2 separate regions of the Homo sapiens genome follow, and region 2 is linked to region 1. A link is an interaction called in ENCODE POLR2A ChIA-PET data of the cell type or tissue named here. Cell type or tissue: Caco-2. All regions are shown on one strand.

Evidence for each region. ChIA-PET counts read pairs that join two places held together with the same protein. Peaks named below come from ENCODE experiments on the same cell type or tissue, not always from the same donor. Only the 100,000 strongest peaks of a DNase experiment are listed, where the experiment ranks them.
Region 2: POLR2A ChIA-PET joins it to region 1 with 10 read pairs; 8 of 35 experiments call an interaction of 5 or more read pairs at or near these places.

What each region holds. Positions count from the first base shown.
Region 1 is chr7:131,652,467-131,656,466 of GRCh38, reverse strand. No RefSeq gene overlaps it. Among named protein-coding and RNA genes, the nearest start is that of PODXL, 98 kb to the right of the region's middle. RefSeq lists enhancers at 1-387, 3,468-4,000 and silencers at 1,443-1,737, 1,483-1,777. In Caco-2, a CTCF peak has its summit at 1,594 (motif pointing right); DNase peaks (open chromatin) are centred at 1,656, 2,666, 2,986 and 3,336; H3K4me3 peaks cover 1,349 bases.
Region 2 is chr7:131,601,319-131,605,318 of GRCh38, reverse strand. No RefSeq gene overlaps it. Among named protein-coding and RNA genes, the nearest start is that of PODXL, 47 kb to the right of the region's middle. RefSeq lists an enhancer at 1-669. In Caco-2, no CTCF peak of the experiment used is centred here; DNase peaks (open chromatin) are centred at 2,158 and 2,848.

The DNA of each region.
Region 1 (4,000 bases):
TTATTAATATTATAAATTACATAGAGTTAATGTTTATAGAACATCCTTTTGGAAATAAGCCATAGATACAGAGTTGCTTTGTATCCCAAGTCAGTCTTGCTGGTGACATTGGCCTGTTTAGGTGAATAAGCAGCTTTTTCTGTGATCCAGTCAAGCCAGGCCAGTCAGATCAAGGAGCTGTGACCATCAACTCCAAGAGAACACAGAAGCCTCAGCCCACCCCGCTGTATTTCAGCCAGGTGCAGGCAGCAGGAACCCAAGAAAAGAAAGACATCATGGCAATGTCATTAAACCCTCACTTACTTTGTGCCAGACAGCGAAGCTGCCACTGGCAGGCCGCACTCTCTCTGTGGGGGCCGCTGCTACCTGGTGGGAGCCCACAGCACAGAGCATGGGGCCCTGGCCTCCTAGGTCCAGGCCAATCAGCAGAGGTGCCTGGCTGCTCTAAGAGCCCCTCTTCCCCAGGCAGCACCAGCCTGTCGCCTTGAAATCCCCTGCCCTGTCTCCACTCTCCTATCCCAGTCATGTTCTAGAAAAGGGGCTACACACCTGGCTTCCGGGAGCTTCATAGACCGATTGCATCAGAATCTCAGAGCATCAGAATGTGAGTTTCACACAGATGAGTCTGAAAAGACCGGTGTGTGTATTCCTGAAACACTAACTCTTAAAGGCCCCCATGTCAGACGCTTTGGGGACAACAGCCTTGGCTCAGGTGAAGCCCCCTGATGCAGGCTTGTTGCATTTATCTTGATGTGGCCTCTTAGCTGTAGTCAGGACCCTGGAGGGCAGGATGTGTTTGTTCATCTTTTTTGTCCCCAGTATGTAGCACAGTGCCAGGCACGTGCTGCGGATTTAATGAATACTTGTTACATCAGTAACCAAATGTACAAATGAATGAAGGAATCATCGCGCACTTAGGGCAGAGCTATCAGCCCAGGCAGCTCTGTCTAAAGGACCAGGGCCTGTTCTTTAGGGAGAAGGGATCAGTAGTTAAAACTAGAACAATACCTGGACAGCACATCTGCAATTACTCACAGCATTTGCTTTAATTGCTTAGTAAATCCACACAATGTAACTTTATGCGTCTCAAATAATTCCCTTGTTTTTTTTGAAAATCCTTAATAGAAAATACACAGCAGGTGGGTGTTACGTGGAGTAGAAATGCCTGACCGCTGACACCTGGCCACCTTTCCCGTAAACTGGCAGGGACGGAACCTGTGCTGGGATCCTGGAGGGGCTGCTCCACAATAGCCACCTGATTCTGAGGGGGTTGCAAGCTCATCCTGTACCTCTCCTGTCATGCCTGAGGAGCCTGTGAGCTGCCACATCCTGTCACAGCCCCCTCCTCAGCCATGTCATCCTCACGACTGCCCTGGGAGGCAGGCAGCCTTGGAGACTTCACTCCCATTCACGCTGAGACGTTTAGGGAAACCTGAAATCCGACCCCCTTGGTACAGAGCTGAGAGAAGGAGGTAGAGGCAAGACGCTGAGGAGAAGAGACACAAGCAAAGAGGGGAACAAGGACCTATTCTCAAAAGAGGATGCGCCCAAGCCACGGCCGTGGTGAGACGCCCGGTTGCCCTTCCACTCTCGGCCACCAGGTGGCGGGCACAGGCCAACTAAGCCAGGCAGGGCTCAGGAGCAGCTGCCCAAAGGGCGGCCCAGGCAGAGACAGCACTGCCAAGGTGGGAACATGCCCAGGAGGACACCGCACAACACACACCACACACACCCCTACAACACATACCCCACAACACAATGTACCACATACCACACAAGGCACGCCACACACACCCCAACACACAACACACACACCCCTATAATACACACCCACAACACAACACACAAAACATACCACACCCACAAAACACACAATGCATCCCAACATCAGCTACACACACATACCCACAACACAAACCACACATATACACCCCAACACACACCACAAACACCCCTACGACACACACCCCACAACACAATGCACATATCACATAACACACACCACACATACACACCCCAATACACACCCCTACAACACACACCCCTACAACACAATTTACCACACAACTCACCACACATCCATACAACACATACCCCACAACACACACACACAGTACAACATACCACACAACACACATCACACACCCAACACAACACACAATGGACAACTCACCACACATACCCACACAACATAACACACAACACACACATCCCTACAACACACACCCACAATACAATGTACCAGACAACACACAACACACGCAACATACACACAACACATAATGCAACACATAAACCCTACACACACGTCACACAACACACACACAAATACACACCCCCACAACACATACCACTACAACACATACCACAACACACACACATCACACCACACACACAACACACAGCATACACACCCTACATATACAATACAGCACCCACACACAGCACACACAACATACACCACAACAAACACATACAGCACACACAAAACACATCACACACACACACACCCCACACACGCAGCAACTGCTCACTATCCCTCCACTTTGGGAGATGCTGGATTCTTCTGCCCCACTCCACACCCTGCTTATTCAGCCTCCAACCCCAAATGACCCCCCACAGCACTCCTCCCCTTAGTCTCCTGGTATCTACAAATTCCAAAGTGCCCTTCATCATCTTTTCCCAAACACGCCTGCCCAGGCCTTTCCCTCCCACTGTCCCCCCATCTCCACCGTCCACTCCTCATGAGGGAAAAATAAAACCTCCCCACAGCGGAACACTTTCTGCTTCGCCAGGAGTTTTCCCACCTGCTTTCCTTTTGACCGTCTCAACCATCCTAGGAGGAAATTATGAGGACTGCCATTAGATGAGTCAGAAAGCAGAGTCTGGGAGGCTGAGCTCCTTGCCCGTCCAGATGGGAGGACAGAGGCCAGCCTTCAGATCCCAGGGTGCACCTCTGCGACCCCCACATCCCACAACCAAACCTGCGTTCCACTCTACTCCCTCTCCAGACACACACCTGTCACCGCAAAGAAGCCCAGGTGTGATGGGAGGGACAGGTGAGGGGAATCGAGAGTCACTCCCCAGATGAGGCAGAGAGCCCCATTCCACAAGGCTCCATCTGCTTTTCCAGAAGTCTCTGCCCTGGAAAAGAGGCACTCACAACCAGAGCTGAATTCTCTAGGGCTGAATTCTCAGTCTTCTCTGCACAAAAGCAAAGAAGACTGAGAAAGTCACTTGCAACTTAGTGAATGGTCGTTTACTGCTGGAATTTGTCCCATGTGTTTATGACTCAGCACAGGGGCTCCAGGGACAAAGGTTCTCAACACCCTGGCCACACGAAATGGGAGCTAGGTCTCTGTGGGACTGAGGCCCCCTCCCCCCCTCCCCCCCTCCACAATTCCCAGCTTCAAGTTGTTTTAAGTACAGCAGAGGGACCCAATCCTCCTTTTGGAGGCAAGAGGCATCTGCATAAGCCCTGCCTGGATGTCATTTCTTCACCTGCATCCATAGCACCTTCAGGTGGCTCCTGTAGGGATGTTAAGAAGCAGTAATTAAGGCTGGGTGCCGTGGCTCACACCTGTAATCCCAGCACTTTGGGAGGCCGAGGCAGGAAGGATCACGAGGTCAGGAGTTTGGGACCAGCCTGGCCAACATGGTGAAAACCTGTCTCTACTAAAGATACAAAAAATTAGCTGGGCGTGGTGGCACGCACTTGTAATCCCAGCTAATCGGGATGCTGGGGCAGTAGAATCGCTTGAACCTGGGAGGCAGAAGTTGCAGTGAGCCGAGATCATGCCACTGCACTCCAGCCTGGGCGACAGGGCGAGACTCCGCCTCAAAAAAAAAAAAAGGCAGTAATTAGGACTGAACACCTAAGACAAGGGACAGGCAGAGGGTGGGGACAATTAACTCAGACACAGTGCAGGTCCTGGGGCTCAGGCCTCTTTCAGGTCAAACTCTGTTTTCAGCCCCCGGGGGCCTTCCTGACTTCCCACAC
Region 2 (4,000 bases), 51 kb after region 1:
GGTTCTGAGGACTCTGCAGGACCTCAGGCAAACCACCGTGAACTTAGAAGCCGCACTTCTCCCGACGTGGAGAAGAGTTTGGCTGCATCCTCTGACTTCGCATCCCGGGAGCAGTGAGGTCACCAATGGTGATAGTCATGGTGTTTTCAGTGTAGGAACATGAATAAGAGGCAGGGACACCATGGATAAGTCCCATCAGGAGGTTAGCCAGAAGCTAACCTCAGCCGGAAATTTCAGATTTCCACATACCTCTCTGTCCAGCAAGCCTTTTGCAGTTGTGAAGGAGGATCTCTGTTACCAATCTGAGATCCCTATCATTTCATTCCCAGATGAATTGCTCATCCCTCTCCCACCAGATGCCACTTTGCATCCAAATCAACAAGCAACCGGTGATTCATAAGCAAATGGGGGAGGAGGGAATCTAGGAGGCTGCCCATGAATACCATCCTTTGACTGTCTCTTCTCACTGTCTTCCTGATTCTGGGACTCCAGATCACCTATACTCTGCAGGACTTATGTCTTCCTTCCATTGTTTTTCTACGACTGAGAAAGGGGTTGCCTGAGCCACCCTGTCCCTTTTGTGACCAAAATAAAGTCTTTATCAAGGGCCCAAAGGAGAGATCTTATAGAAAATGGAGCACATATTTCTTTAACAGTTCTCCAGTACCCTCTCAGCAGCCCCTCTTAGAGATCCTTGTACCTATCATCAGGTTTTGTCCCCACCCACAGAACTGATCCCCCTCCAAGGGGAAAAGCTGGCCTAGGTTGAGGGGCACCAGCCTTTAGTAAATGAATCTGCCAGGGCATCATTAACTTACTGCAGGACCTCAGGGGAATCACTTAGCCTCTCAGCTTCAGCTTTCTCCAGCAAAAAAGGAAAAGGTTGGACTGGAAAACTTCTAAGATTCCTTCCAGACATGGCAGCCTAAGGCTCAAGTGTGAGCTCCACTTTTTTTTTTTTTCTTGCTCTGTCACCCAGGCTGGAGTGCAGTGTCACAATCTTAGCTCACTGCAGCCTCCACTTCCCAGGCTCAAGCAATTCTCCCACCTCAGCCTCCCAGAGCTCCACATCTTACTGCAGGACAACTCATCCATTTTCTTCTTCAGCTGTTCAGGTAGTGGCCCTGCCCCTGAGGCCTGGCTATGGCTGGAACACAGTAAGTATCCAATTCCTTTGCGGCTCAACCCTCCTGTGGGTGGCTACACAGTGCAAACCACAGACAGACAATAGCCATCTCTCTGTACAATGTGGGCCCTGATTAGACTGGCCATTTCTCCAGGCTCTGACCAGTGTCATAGCACTGTAAAGATAACCCTCTCAGGGCCGCTGCCCCAGTGTTCCCTGAGGGGGTTCCTTTCTGACTTCTGGAACCACAGCCTAAACAGATGCTTAGAATTTGTCTGCATTTTGGCAACTTCTCCAAAAGTATTTCTATTGCTTTTTTTGTTTGTTTGTTTGGCTTTTGCTTTTCAAATTTAGAAAACACATTTTCCTATGAAAATGGATTATACTGGCCAGGCGCGGTGGCTCACGCCTGTAATCCCAGCACTTTGGGAGGCCGAGATGGGTGGATCAGCTGAGGTCAGGAGTTTGAGACCAGCCTGGCCAACATGGCAAGACCCTGTCTCTATTAAAAATACAAAAATCATCCGGGCGTGGTGGCACATGCCTGTAGTCCCAGCTACTCGGGAGGCTGAAGCAGGAGATTCGCTTGAACCCGGGAGGCAGAGGTTACAGTGAGCCGAGATCCTGCCACTGCACTCCAGCCTGGGTGACAGAGCAACACTCCATCTCAAAAAAAAAAAAAAAAAAAAAAAAGAGAGAGAGGGAAATAAAATGGATTATACTGATTCAAATTTAGAAAACACAGTTTCCTCTGAAAATGGATTATATTGACTTGTGTCAGCCCCTCCTTTCTTGAGATGAGCCCAGCAACTCCTTTACAATGAAATCCTGATCTTTGGGAAAATGGCCTTTTCCTTTTTGTAGTAGACGGCTTCAGCTTCCCACATCAAGGGACAATGCAATGTTCACTTCCAGTAGCCTGGCTCCACTTGAGCTGCAAGCTCCCTACAGCCCTCTGCTTGCTTGGGTGAATGAGTGTGCCACTGGGTGTGTTGCTTCATATGAGTGTTTATCTCTGTGTCTGAGTCTCTATCTCTCTGGCTCTGTGCTTATCTCCCTGCATGTGGCTCTCTGTGGCTCTCAGAGCCTCTCTCTCTGCCCCGCACTGTTTGTCTAGGCATGTGTTGGCGTGTTTGTCTCTCCATCCGCACAGGTCTCTCTGCGTCTGTACACAGATGCTCCTGTTACTCCAATAGAGTCAGCCCACTTTCCCTTTCCATTCACTGCCAAATTTCAAGTTTTTCTGTAGGTAACCAGTGGTGGCTTGGCCCCCAGGAGCAGCCTCTTTTCTAAACCTGTGCCTTCCCGGGAAGCCTGAGTCAGCACAGCCAAACTCCCTCCAAAACACAAGTCCAATGCCAGGAGGATGTGTGGGTGATGAGCCTTTCACCAAGTCTCCACAGGATGACACAAGAGAGATTTTATCCCATACCCCATCGCACCACAAAAATTCAATCACACGTCCCGGGTAGACGACATGGCTCTCTCATTAGAATTCTTCTGAAAGGGTCGCTTTTTTCGTGTAGTTGACACCGCAAGACCTGGCTCACCTGCAGCCCCCTTTAAAAACACCACCTGCACCATGGGCCCTACGGCAGTTGGGCCACAGCTGATTGGACCAAGGGTGGGCACCTGACCTGGATGCTGCCGCTCTATTGGTTGGCCAGTGTCCAAGAGCTGGTGATTACCTGAGCCAATCAGGTTCTCCTGCAGCCAATGCCCAGGGGGACCCATGTGGTGGTTGGCAGAGAAGCAGAATGGCCCTGGAAGAAAAGCAGAGAATGGCCCTGGAAGGCAAGCAGGGACGGGAGGGATGGAGCTATGAGGCCGCAAAGCAGAGGAGGCTCAGTCCTCTCCCCAGAATGAGAAGCTGCAGGTACAAGGCTGTACAGCCCCAGGCTCTGTCACAGTGCTTCTCTGCACCCCTACCTAGCAGGTGCCACAGGACACATTGGGTTACTGATAAATCCTGTTAAATGGTGCCTGGATGGGTTCCTGAAACACCTTCTTGCATTTTGGGGGCTCAGAAACTGATACCCCAAATTATGGCGAGGCGACATGCCGAACTGTAGAAGCCTCAAGGTCTCTCTGACCTTTCCTCCACCCCCACTGTCTCTCCCAAAGAAGCTGAAGTTCCTTTATGTGCCTGAGATCCAGACAATTGTTTCTTCTTTCCCTCTCTGTAAGACCAAGAATGTAACCACACCTGAACAGACGTTTTCGCTGTCAAAGAGAACTATTTCTGGTTAATCTCTGTTCCCTGATCCATTCATTCTCCCCAGTAATCCCCCCAACAAAATTCCTGTTCTCCCCCGTCCATAACCTGTTTTGCCAGGTTGGAATACAAGCTTTTGAACCTCACTGGGCGAGGGGGGTCTTCAAGCTGCGGGCTCGTGTGTCTATATGTTAAATAAATGTGTATGTCTTTTCTCCTGTTAATCTGCCTCATGTCAGTGATTTTCAGGAAACCTTCATAGGGCCAAGGGGAAAGCTCTTCCTTGACCCCTAAACCCTCAAATCACATCCATCCTCCAAAAGGCCAGCACTTGGCTCATTTCTGCTCTTCCTGCTTGGGTGAATTTCCCTGGATCGCTGGGAAGCCAGCCCTCAATAGCCAATAGCCCTGTTGGCTATTTTCTTTTTTTTCTTGTTTTTTTTGTTTTTGTTTTTTTTTTTTTTTTGAGACGGAGTTTCGCTCTTGTTGCCCAGGCTGGAGTGCAATGGTGTGATCTTGGCTCACTGCAACCTCCGCCTCCTAGGTTCAAGAGATTCTCCTGCCTCAGCCTCCCAAGTAGCTGAGCTTACAGTCATGCACCACCATGCCTGGCTAATTTTGTATTTTTAGTAGAGACGGGGTTGAGAAACACCGTTGGT